Linked DNA regions of Homo sapiens: region 1 is linked to region 2. Evidence: read pairs that join two places in POLR2A ChIA-PET (ENCODE). Cell type or tissue: HepG2. All regions are shown on one strand. Each heading gives the region's core, and the rest is flanking DNA. Links, peaks and the distances in the headings are about the cores only. Region 1 overlaps MOSMO (modulator of smoothened). Region 2 holds the start of MOSMO (modulator of smoothened).

Region 1 (6,598 bases), core at 1,825-4,324, 70 kb before region 2:
AACCAAAACACAACATTAGTAACATGGTTTGGTGATTTCAAAAAACAATGAAAATTTGGCACAAAGGAAGCTTGTAAGAAGGGCTGGCCAAACCTGTTAAAACATGGACCACTTGTTAAAAATGTGTATATATTTCAGGTCACATAGTATCCCTGAAGCCTAACAATACAGTAAAAGCTAGGTTAGGCTTTTATGTAAGTTTTAGGACAATTCTGAATATCAGGATTAAGAAAGTCCTTTTCCAAACCTACCAAATCCTCACAAATACGATTCCTAGCCATTTACAATAGTAATTAAGGGCACTAGCTAGAGTCAGATAGGGGCTCAATTCCAGCTCTATTGCCTACTAGCTGTGTAATCTTAAGCCTCTGGTTCCCTTCTGAAAATGGGGGAAATACTAGAAGGATAAATAAAATAATGTCTAGTCCCTGACACAGTGCCAGGTAACAGTAAGTGCTGAATGAGTGCTGCATACCATTATCACAATAGTTACTATTCTGACAATTCTCTGTTCCTCTCAGTGTTAGTGAGAAGGAATTGGAGAAAAGGTACATATAAATAAGCATCACTTATCTTACTCTGATTTAAAATCAGCTAGTAGAGGCTGGGCATGGTGGCTCATGTCTGTAATCCCAGCACTTTGGGGGGCCGAGGCGGGCGGATAACCTGAGGTCATGAGTTTGAGACCAGCCTGGCCAACATGGTGAAACCCTGTCTCTACTAATAATACAAAAATTAGTCAGGCGTAGAGGTGCAAGCCTGTAATCCCAGCTACTCAGGAGGCTGAGGCAGGAGAATCACTTGAACCTGGGTGGTGGAGGTTGTAGTGAGCCAAGATTGTGCCACTGCACTCCAGCCTGGGCAACAGACTGAGACTCTGTCTCAATACAAAAATAAATAAATAAAAATAAAATAAAACCAGCTAGTAGAAATAACCTCAGATCTCTGGGATTAGTAAAGTGTCACAGTGGTTATCTCTTATCATGGATAATATTCCAAAAAATAAAATCTCTGTCTGGTTTCTGAATACCCAGAGAGGTAGGTTAAAGTCAGGGAGGATAGGTAACCTTCTTTGAGTTTTGCATGTAAACACAAAGGAGTATATTATTTGTTAAAATGTTTTTAAAAGGATATCAGAAAACCCAATGTCCGGGTAAAAGTGATTCCACAGTCCAGTGTTTCAGCAAATGGCCTGCTCCCTTGTGCTACCAAAGAAATGGTCTTCTTAGTGAACACAAACTATTTACAGATAGGCTAGCTTTTCCAAGAAAATATTTTTGCTTTTTGAAAGCATATTGCTCAAGTGTTCATTGTCCTTCAACTTTCTCTGGAGGCAGAAATACTTCTTCAGTGTAATGTGAGGACAGATTACTAGGCACTGTACATGAAGAGTTGGACCTTCCATTATTAACTGAATGCGTTTTCACCTCCAGGTGAAAACTATCCCCCAGCAATACTAACAGAGTCCTGGATAAACATTTCAGCTGACACTCGTCTCTACATTTTTTTGTGTGTTAACCAATCAACAAAACTTTCAGAGTTTTAAAAAAGTCAATTAGGAACCCCTTCCAGAAGGAATAACTCCAGCAATACAATGAGAAAAAACATTTGCTTAAGTAATACATCAGCTTAAGAAACAACAGCACTCTTACTTGTACGATTTAGGTAGATTATTTTATATTATACAAACTTACAGCTTATTTCATTTTGGGCAAATGACCACACCAAATAATATTACATAAGCAAACTTGGATTTTTTTAGATAGCTACTATAGAACAAATGAAAAATTCAGGCATTATGTTTTATAGCTTTTAGCTTTTTTGTTGCATAGTCAGCAACAAATAACTATTAGTGCTGCCAATGCCCACTTATCAGTGTTGTCTGTCACCAATTTCTAATGGTTCCACAGCTTAATATGGTCTGGTGAGTAAAATGAAACCACAATTTAGGTAACTATACACAATCTAATTTAAAAAACAATGGGGCAAAATTATTGTTGTAAAACAATTTTTTTCTTAATGTTGACTAATCTCAAGAAACAAGTAATTTAGAAAAGTACTTTAGGAATATGCAGATGTTAAATTTGTTCATTATGTTGACATGCCAACTTTGTTCCTATCATTTCCTATTTTCTACTCTAAAAAAGATCTATCCTTTATAATGGAGTAATCATTCTGCAACCAAAGAGTTTAACATTTTCAAGAGTTAAATATTTTCCAAATTTGTTAGAAAAGGCTTAAATTTTAAGGGAACAATGAAGTCCTGTTTAACCTTAGTTTTAAATCCAAGGAAGCAGGTTCTCTATACTTCCTGGGAGCAGATTTAATGCAGGTGGATGAGTTTTTCTTTTAAGCTATTGTGAACTATTAAGTTACTTTAGATCTTAAAATATTATTAATGCTGATAATATCAAACTTTGAAGGCTGAGCTTTGGATCCTAAATAAGTTTGTAAAGACACAATTTCATATCCTCCATGGCACAGATTTCTTGGTGGCGAGAGTCAGAAATCAGGTGCACTGGTAGGTGAGGGTGGAAATCAGGGTGGCAAAGGAAAGAACAAGGGCCAAACTTGAAGAACAGGACGACTCATCTTGGTTTCTCTTGCCCCCATAGGGAACCCCCATCATGTGGGGGCTCTTCTCTGAGACATATTTCCCCACTGTGCACGGCCATCAGAAGATATCACCCTTACATTATTATGAAAACTATAGCTTAACGGGAATAGAAATACACATAATAAAGTACATTTTTCAGGGGTGGAGTGGAAACACTAGGGGGCGCCCAATCCCTCTCAGAACTGTCACCCCAGCCACTCGTTCTGGTACCAAAAACAATGTATTTAAGGAAGCTAAAAGCAAGGCAGCCCTTATCCTCACCCTCAAGGTCCTCATGCACCAGGGAGGTTCTCAGAAGCCTTGAGCCATTAGACTCATTAACCTGTTTGACTAGGGAGCCCCAGGAGGTCCTCGGTGGGGCTGTCACGGGATATGGGGGAGCTCTATGCTTGCTTAAATGAAATTAGCTCAAAGATATATTACGTTTAAAAACCAAGATACAGAACAGTAGAAAAAATTTTACATAAATATGTATGTATGGAACACACACATAATAGATATGTTTCTGTGCACTGAATACCTCTAGTAGGAAACCCCAGAAACTGGTAAAAATGGTTGCCTCCAGGAAAGGGGTTAATGGGATGGCTGGGTGACAGGGCCAAATATGATTTCACATGGTTACCCTTTCAGAGATTTTGAATTATGCATCATATGCACATATTATTTCAAAAAGTTAAATTATTTAAAAAATAAAGAAAAAAATACATTGCATTTGGGGGCAACTACACATACTTAAATATTCTCTGCTTAAGGGGAATGGAAAACAGATAATCCTAGTTCTTTCCCTTTATTGGGTCATAAGAATCTATAGCTCATGAGAGCATATAACGTTTCGACTCACACTACCTTGCTAAATCATATTTTAGGTTTTTGGTATTCAAGGCATATGCATTCCCAAATTTCAACTAAATCCAGAAACTAAATCCTTCTTTGATATTATTTCACTCCTTGAAGAGTGATTTCTATCTGGATTAGTGAATCTGTGAGTAAAAGATAAAGAAGCAGATTCTCTTTAAATTTCTCATCAATATCCTTAACTTTAGCCGCACTGTTTCTACGATTGCTTCTGGACCCTCTCTCCAGAAAAGAATTGTCTCAGGAGGTCTGTTGGACAGGGGAAAGGTCACCAACTTGTTTCACTCTGCTTAACAAGGATGGAGAACCTTTTTTATATAAAAGGCAACTTGATCTAAATTTAAAAATTAAGGGCAATATAGATAAACAGAGTCAGAAACATACACATTAAAGAGTATCAATTTCAGAGAATACAGGAAGAAACAGAGGCTCATGAAGGAATATCACTCTCCTGCAGCCCTTTAGGATAAACTGAGTTTTAACATTAATAGGGATACAAGGGATTATCCCTTATCCCAATTATATGCGTTCTAAATGAAAATATCAAGAGAAAGTCAGCTGTTATATTTATTTTTAAAAATGTATGCAAACCTGAGATTATTTTAAGGCACTGAATTAAAAGTCTCATTTGCATAGGTATTGTTCTCCTGTTTCTTTAGAGCAGGATTTCTAAACAGTGGCTCTACTGCTACTTGGAACCAGATAATTCTTTGTTGTGGGGGGCTGTCCTATGTATTTGTAGGACGTTTAGCAGCCTCCCTGCCTCTACCCACCAGCATCCCCCTAGTTGTGACTACCAAAAATGTTTTCAGATATTGTTAAATAACCCCTGGGGTGCAAAATTGCTTTGGAGAAAAAGAAGCACGAAAGCAGAATTGCAGAAATGTCTTTTCTTTGTGCATTTTTGTTTCTTCTGTTTAACTTGAGATAAATCTCTGATGTGTTGTGAAATTAAACCAATTTTGCAAAGTACAAGAGAATGTGTAATATATAAGCTTATACCCTTGGGCAGAGCTTAATGGAGTAAGAAATATTGATAAACAATTATTAAATAACAAAATGTGTTGATTTTTCAATGGTTACAACATACAGCAGAAACTCAAAATCAATATTAAAAAATATTTCCACCTTCATCTAATTTATATTTTTATGTATTTGTTCTATACTTATCTTTATTTTGATAGATGATACCAATAGCTTCAAGAAGAGGAAAAGACTCAGGCTACTGGTAACTCTGAGTCACAAACCTGGAACACTTATGTCACAATCTGAGCAAAAATAAAATTCATTAAAATAGCATTTCATACAAAGTGATTAAAGTTGTGGATGTCCTGGTCTTGCAGAAAGAGTTTTGAAGAAATGATGGGACTGTGTAGAGTCTATCTCACGGCCATACACAAGTGGTGCTCTTTGATGATTATGAAGTCCTTATTACTGATTCTTGATTATCTTCATAAAAATACCAGTGTGGGTGGGTGCCTTCTAGACAAATTTAGTAAGCACAGGTTACTTACTTCCAGTGAATGCTATCCATCGAGCATATTTTGTAGCTTCTCTTCGCCAGTGGGAAGCCACCAGCAAACCACATGTGACAGTCAATGAAATGATTCCCATGATGATAAAAAACAGTGTGGTGACCCACTCCGGGGGAAGCCGGGGAGGGATGCACGTCCGGTCTCGTCCATGGATTGTTTGACACTGTCGCACGAGGCCCACAGTGAGTGCTCCTGGGGAGATGCAAATGGTGGGAATACTTTAGTGGGTTTGGCCTGTCCAGGGAATATTCCTCACCACCACCCCTTTAGTTCTTAAATCTCATTTATCTCTTCGTGGGTCATTCAAGCACATCCTAAGTCCTACTCTTCAGCATCTGCTGTAGTTCATAACGTAGTAATACTTAGTTTAACATACAAAGTGAACCTAAAAAAATAACAAATGACCTCAGAAAAGTCATAACAGGCAGTTCACTCAGGCATTCATTAAATAAATACTTTTCTGAGTAATTGTGTCAGGTATTTTTCTAGGCTCCAGGGAAATAACAGCAGACAGGATGAGGTTCCTGCCCTCACTGAGCCTGCATGCTGGCAGAAAGAACTGGTATTTTTTGATTCCTAGATCCAAGACTCATTGTATATGACTTCATTTTGGCTGAAAAGAAAATCACTTTTCAGGAAATTGAAGACAAACCTGAAATATGCCTAATTGTAATATAGAAATAAAATTAAATAATAGATTAAATGCCAGAAGCAATATGTTTATGAAAGGTATAAGGTCTAAGAATATTACAGTATAAGTAGTTTTCCATTAAACTCAAGAAAATGTTGGAAAAACTAGGAGGGCCCTCTGTCCCAAACTTGGTATATTCACCAATTTTTGTAGAGTTTACAAGTGTTCACACTGCCAAACCATGGCTGGCATGCTTCACAGAAAATCACAAAGGCAAATTATGAAGGTAATTCTTAAAGTGTCTCTCCCCATTCAAATAAAAGTGATTTTGGTAAAACATCAAGCATTATTTTTCCATAAGGATGTTCTCATGTCAAACCCAAGGGCCCTCCCTCAATCAAATTTGGGGTAATTTATAAAAACTTAGATTAGAAAGGTGACAGAGCAATTATTTGATCTTCTTCCCCAATAAGAAGAATGTTTTCAATGGTACTTCTCAATAAAAACTACTTGTTTCCCCTTCCAAGAGCAATGGCAAATGGGAAAAGTTACCAAAAATATAGGAATGGAAATTTCTGGAGCTATTAGAAACATAACAGATTTTTGCATTTTGGGGGGATTTTTTTGGTCTACATTCTTTTATTTATAGAGATGGGGTCTATGTTTCCCAGGCTGGTCTAGAACTCCTGGTCTCAAGCGATCCTCCCGCCTTGGCCTTCCAGTGTGCTGAGATTACAGGTGTGAGCCACTGTGCCTGGCCAGCATTATTTTCTCAATATGAACACAAAAATAAAAAAGACATTGACCTCGAAATCATAGCACTTGCCACGAACAAATGTCTTCTGTGAAGGGAACTGGTGAAATTCCTAGTGGCATTTTGGGAAGCTGCCCTGGTGGGAAGACAGAGCAGGGCTGGACTTGTGTGTGCACGTGCACGTGTGGCTAGGTGGGGCTGCTGGA
Region 2 (6,598 bases), core at 1,998-4,497:
CCCGAGTAGCTGGGATGACAGGCATGCACCACCGCGCCCGGCTAACTTCTTTGTATTTTTAGTAGAGACAGGGTTTCATCATGTTGGCCAGGATGGTCTCAAACTCCTGTCCTCAGGTGATCCGTCCGCCTTGGCCTCCCAAAGTGCTGGGATTACAGGCATGAGCCACCACGCCCGGCTATGCCCTTTTCCATCTTAGGAACGTTATGCTATCACTTATCTTTCTTCTCTTTTATATGTAACAATTCTTCTCTTTCAACTATATCTTTTGCATGGTCATTTAGTCTATTTTATCTATTGGGATTCTATCTAAAACTTCTTTGTAAAAAGATTCCTTCTGCTACAGCACCGAAACCCCTTTTCCCCTAAGTACGTGAAGCCTGAAAGTCTCATAAAAGGAGTCAATACACATGTAAGTAGGATAAAAACATCAACAGGTCACGAACTGGATGTCATACATGTAACCGTGTTAAGTTGTCGGGCAGCAACAATATTTTCATAAACAAAGCCCATAGTACCACCAAATTCGAAACCATCCTGATTCTTCATATCTTTTACAATTAAGAGTTCTGCTAAAACTCTATGGGCAAGAAAAGTAGCAGAATTTTTAGAGTGTTATTTTAATAACCAGTGAATATGACAGCATGATTTTGTGTTACTAGGTCTAGATTGGGGGAGAGAAGGGAGGGAGGAGGAAGCAACAAATGTCCCAGCTACCACTTTTTTTCTAAGAGCTAAAAATATTGCAGGATAAATACAGAACCATAAGTAATACTTAAAAATTAAGTTTTGACAGCACAGTGATGCTTTTCTTTTTCTTTTTTTTGAGACAGAGTCTCGCTCTGTCGCCCAGGCTGGAGTGCAGTAGCGCAATCTCAGCTCACTGCAACCTCTGCCTCCCGGGTTCAAGCGATTCTCCTGCCTCACCTCCTGAGTAGCTGGGATTACAGGTGCACGCCACCATGCCCGGCTAATTCTCTTTTTTTTTTTTTTTTTTTTTTTTTTTTTTTTTGTATTTTTAGTAGAGACGGGGTTTCGCCATGTTGGTCAGGCTAGTTTCGAAATCCTGACCTCCTGATCCGCCCGCCTCGGCCTCCCAAAGTGCTGGGATTACAGGCGTGAGCCACCGCGCCCGGCCGCATTTTTATAAGAAATTATCCATGGAGGGAGCTTGACATTCCCAACCCTCCAAAAGTTCCTTCACCTGCACTGAACAAGCAGTTAAAAAACAAGACCATTCCTTAAATCGGAGCAGCTCTCCTGACAGCTGTTTACATTAATTAAGGTTTGGTCTCACAGGTCTGGGAGAGAGGGAGAAAGAGAGGCGGGGGAAGAGGGGAGGGAGAAGAGGTAACAGGGAAAGAAGTGGCCCAAGCTGAGAAAAATCTTGGAAGCGCATTCACCTGGGGTACCCTTCAGAAAGATGCCCGCCTCTTTCCCGAGGGCACCACCTTGCCTCTCCCGCCCACAGCTCCGTGGTGGTACAGCAAGCACTGCTCCCGCTGCCGGGCTGCCTGCAACTGTAATGTGTTATTTAATTTTGTAACTACTATTAAGAGCTCTCCAGCGTTTTTGTGATGCGCTGGAATGAAAGACGCTCCATAAAATGAGGTTTATTATTAGTAGTATTATAGCTCCCGGGCCTAAAATAAAGCAGAATTATAACCACATACACACTTCAAAGGGAAAATCCGAAGCCACAAGCTTCTCAAACATTGCCAAGCGGGCAGGGGATGGGCGGGGGCGGCGGTGCAGAGGGGCTCCAATCCGGCGCCCCCCACTCCCACCAACCCCACCAGCTCTCCCAGCACCCACCATTCACCCTGCCTGGTGGGGTCAGCGCCCGCAGCCCGGGCTCGCCCCCGGCCGCAGCTTCCTCTGGTGGTGGAGGGTCTGGGGTCGGACCTGATCCCTCTCGGCCTCCCCTCGCCCACCAGCTCTCTAGTGGCTCCCGCACTGCCCCGCAGGCTGCCTCACTCTCAGCCCTAGCCTCTCCGCCTGGTTTCTAATTCCCTTGCAGGAGCCTCAGTTTCCTCCCGTCTCCCACCTTGACTTTTTTTTTTTTTTTTTTAATCCAGAACGAAGCTCATTCCTCTGCGATCCCTCACATCGGAGGGCTGCTCCCCTCCTCCCCGGTCCGGGACTTGCCAGCCCAGCCCAGGTCTCCTCGGCCACTTTTCACCCGGCCTGGGGCGCCTCTCCCCTCAGCCCGGGGGTCCCGCTGGCGCCCGGCGGCTTCCTCTCCTCCATCCCTTTCCTCCGCGGCCCGGGTCTCCCCTCCGCCCCCGGTCTCCTCAGGCTAGCCTCCGGCCGGGACCCTCCACCCCGTCCTCTCCTCAGTCCGGGTCTCCCCTCTCTCGCGTCGCCCTCAGCCAATCCCCCGCCCGGCCCGGCGCGCCAGCGGCTCACCCGCAGACTCCCCGGTGTTGATCCAGTCCGGGTTGGCGATGCTGGCGATGGCGAAGATATCGGCGGCCAGAAAGAGACATCCTGAGATGATGGTCAGTTTATCCATCTCCCCGCCCCGCTCCCCCCACCCCCCGAGCCCCGGACAGGCAGCGGCCTCACGCCTCCCGCCCCATGGGCCGCCGCCGGGGCCCGGAGTCCCCGCGCCGCTGCCTCGCGCCCCCTCGGCCCCCGCGCGCCGCTCGCGCCCTCCGCGCGCCCGGGACCAGCAGCCGCGGCGCGGCCCGCACAGACGGAACCGCCGCCCGCCCCGGAACTGCTCGGCCCGCCCGCCCCTCACCCGGAAGCGAAGCCGCGGCGTTGGCGAGGCCGGTCCCGGCTCCCCAGCCGCCGCGCCCCAGCTCCGTCCTCCCGGCTCGGCCGGCCGCCCTGGGCCCCTCCCCGCACCGCCCGCCTCTACGTTCTGGACCCGGACCCGACCGGCCCGGCTCCGGTCCCTGCCCGGGTCCCGGTCTCTTCTGGCAGGCCACGCCACCTCTTGGCTTTCTGCCCACTAATAAGATTGTTGATGTTGATGACTGGGCACAGGCTGCGGCCCCTCCTGAGCCCCTCAGAAGCAAAACTGGAATGAGAGTGGGGAGCTGCCCGTCTTCCAGCAGGAGGCGGGCCCCGACTCCCGCCGAGCGACTCCGGGCCCCGCGCGGTCCCTGTCACCTTGTATTCTCATTGCCCGTTCCGCGGCCGTCAGCTCCCAGGATTGCCCCATTTAGCAAATAGCTTTCGACAACCCCTCTTCGTCAGACGTTGTAGGTGCAGAGGTGCTGGAGTGGACAGAGGCAAGGCGCCCGCTCTTGGGGAGCTCACGTTCTGGTGGGAAGAGACAGAAACACATTAAGAACCTATCTGTAAAATAAAGATAATTTCAGGTGCAGATCCCTGAATTCAATGGAGGTCAGTGTGATGGGAGTCGGAGCGATACCTGCGATAGGGAAGGATGCATTTCCGCTGAGACCATCACGATCGTAAAGATCTGCACTTTGAAGACCTGGCGCAAGACCAGACAGAGGGAACAGCCAATGCAAAGATCATTAGGGGAGGGGGGCAGAAAGAGATCAGCGTGTCCAAGGAATTGCAAAATGGCCTGTGTGGCAGGAGAGTAGTATGACAAGAGGTAGGCAGAGGCTAGGTGTAGGGCTTTGGGGGCCTTGGATTTTGTTCTGAGTGCAATGAGAAGGCAATGGAGGGTGTTTGCAGAATCCCATGATCTTACTTAATCTGTGAAGATCCATAGTGTAGCTTGTATGGGGGAAAGGCAAAGATGACAACAGGGACGCCAGTTAAGAGGCCAAGTAGTCCACGAGAGAGAAGTGTAGCTTTGGCTAGGGTGAGAGTAGTGAAGATGGAGAGGAATGGACAGATTTGGATGTTTTGTAGATAGAGGGAAGGACCTGCTGATAATGGGGAAGGAGTTGAAAGAGAACTCAAGAATAAGTTTTTGACCTGAGCAACCAGGTGTTATGATCCCGTTTACTGAGTTGTGTGTGCAGCGTCTTAAGTTGGATGAATAAACAGGAAAATAAGGCATTTGCATAATTTGTCAGCATATGCTATGGTGGAGGTTTTCTTTTCTTCCACAGCTCATGGGCCGAATCACCACTAACCCTGACGTTTGATCCAGCTCTCCCTAATGGTACTCCGTGCAGCAGATGGAGATGAAACACTCATTTTCTCCTTAAATGCCACATAGGTCGTCTCTAGAAGGACCTAGAAGAGTGACATCTGTCTCTATTTTTGGAATGCTTACATGTCCACAAAATTCAGGAGGTTTCAAATTCCACCAAATCCAACAGCCTTGCAGAAATGTGCAACAGAGTATCAGTGTCACTACATAGCTGGGAGAAGGAAGGGTTTGATTGCTGGTCTATATTGACTTTTCTGTCCAAACATTGGTCTCTTGGGGGAAAGGTTTTTTTTTTTTGTTATTATACAATTTATTTTTCCTCTGCCACAGAAATTGACACAAGATAATTCATATACTCCAAGGATCCAGATATAATGCATATCACATTACTGCAATAGTCTTCAGTTTCTTTTTTCTTTTCTTCTTTTTTTAAATAAGTACTGGAGAAATTTAATTGAGTCATATTTGGCTTCTTGTTGGGGTTTTCTATTGCCCAGTGATAGAAGAAACTGTAACTATACAGGACTAAATTCCCAGATAATATCCACTGATGTTCTCTACTGGCCAGCTTAGAAGAATCCTAGGGCTGAATGTTTGAACAGTTTGCACATATTCTAACTCCAGCTGAATAGAATGATGATGATTGGGTTCTTGTGTTTACAATAAATACAAGTAGCCAAGCGTGGTGGTTTGCACCTATAATCCCAGCTACTCCAGAAGCTGAGGTGGGAGGATCACTTGAGTCCAGCAGTTCAAGACCAGCCTGGACAACACAGTGAGACCCCTGTCTCTAATAAATAAAATAAATAAATAATACAGTTCTTCCTTTTACCCTTTACAAATGGTTCTGGGTCTAAGATTAAAGCACAAGAACAACCAGTATTGAGTTAAAAGAATTTAAAACATTTTTATCATACTAATGGCTGCACATCAGTACAGAGAATAGTCACCTATCCCAAACCTTCCTACCATCCAGAATGGGAGGTGGGGTTGGCAGGGGCCAAACTGTTTACAGATTTCCCATTAATCCCTCTTTTTATCCCTATAGCTCTTTTCTTTTCTTTCTTTCCTTTTTTTTTTTTTTTTGTCAGAGATAGGGTCTCACTATGTTGTCCACGCTGGATTTCAACTTCTGGCCTTAAGTGATCCTCCCACCTCAGCCTCCCAAGTAGCTGGGACTACAGGCCCACACCACTGTGCCTGGCTGGTGTTTCAGAGTCCCCAGTCTCTGAGGTCTGCAGGACAGATCAGTCCCCTTCTCTCTGTATCTCAGTCTAGATTTTAGCAGAGGCAAACCCTAAGGGTTTGGGAGAGGTGATGGAGTGAAGCAGAGAGAATACAGAACTATGTTCTAGTTCCTGCCCTGCTCCTGACTTGACCTTGGGAAAGCCATGTCACCTCTCTGGGCCTTTTACCCCCATCTGGCCTAACAAGACTCCTGGCCTCGGTGACAGAAGCGTCCCATCCTCTCACCCACCCCTAAGCAGAGCAGCTGGGACTTTTCAGAAATGAGCCACAAGACTCCTTATGGCAGAAAGCCTTGGGGACCCAGAAGAACATAGAAGGCTTCCAGGAGGGAGATATGCTGTGCAGCCTGAAGTCATAAACAGCCATTCTGCAGCTGTTAAAGGGCCATGAACATGGCATGCTCTATTGTGATGGATGGCAGGCCTTGGCCAGAAGAGGCTGAATCCAGATGGGACCACGGGCAAAGCTGTGGAAGGGACTGTGTGATCACTCTTCTCTTTAAGGAGTATCTTCAGCCTGACAATAAACACACTGTCTCCCTAGGGGTTAGGTTTCGTGGGCCAAGAGCATGGTGGACGCACCACACATGTACCTGGGGTTTCTGGGGTTAGAGAAGACACAAGAAACTAAATCCAGAGTTAGCAGCTTGCGCCCGGGCTCAAATCTCAGTTTGTTTCATGGATTGGTTCCCTTTGAGCTGACTCAGAAATGCGATTATTGATTAGTGCAGAAAGTTTATTAGAGAGCCTTTGAGAATCAAGTCCTATGGGGAAAGGGAAGCAGGGGTGGGAAGAGGGAGAAGTCAGTCTGTGCTGCAGTCATGGGAGGCTTTGGCAGACCCCCAGGGGAGTTCTGAAACTAGGATAGCTGCTGAGTTGGCCTGAGTTGGAGTAAATGGGCCAAGTCTTTTCATCCCTGCACTGACCTGCCATGGAGCTTGGAGGGCAGCTCTCTTTAGACAAAGACAATTCCTCAAGAGGGCTGACAGCTGAGATCTGTCAACCTACCACCCACCCGGTAGGCGGGGAATAGTCCTTCAGTCCTGACCGAGGCAGTGTAGTGCAGCATTTGCAATAGTGCCCACATGGTGCTGTGCCTCTCATTTGCTACTTAAGTTTGGAGAGCAGCACTTTCAGGACCCTGGGGAATCTTTTCCTGTGGGAAACATATAGAGGAGGGTTAGTGGGAACTACAGCTCCTGCCGCCGCTACAGCTCATCTAGAGGCATAACGAACATACCCTTCAGTCCCCTCTTCTATCCAT

Evidence for each region. ChIA-PET counts read pairs that join two places held together with the same protein. Peaks named below come from ENCODE experiments on the same cell type or tissue, not always from the same donor. Only the 100,000 strongest peaks of a DNase experiment are listed, where the experiment ranks them.
Region 1: POLR2A ChIA-PET joins it to region 2 with 23 read pairs; 23 of 35 experiments call an interaction of 5 or more read pairs at or near these places.

What each region holds. Positions count from the first base shown.
Region 1 is chr16:22,074,088-22,080,685 of GRCh38, reverse strand. It overlaps MOSMO (modulator of smoothened), which reads right to left. Exons shown (of 3, transcript NM_001164579.2): 2 at 4,987-5,199. Among named protein-coding and RNA genes, the nearest start is that of VWA3A, 15 kb to the left of the region's middle. In HepG2, for the core only: a CTCF peak has its summit at 2,786 (motif pointing right); a DNase peak (open chromatin) is centred at 2,805.
Region 2 is chr16:22,004,219-22,010,816 of GRCh38, reverse strand. It overlaps MOSMO (modulator of smoothened), which reads right to left and starts at 2,706. Exons shown (of 3, transcript NM_001164579.2): 1 at 2,410-2,706. The coding sequence starts at 2,515. RefSeq lists a silencer at 2,675-2,914. In HepG2, for the core only: no CTCF peak of the experiment used is centred there; a DNase peak (open chromatin) is centred at 3,176; H3K4me3 peaks cover 2,285 bases.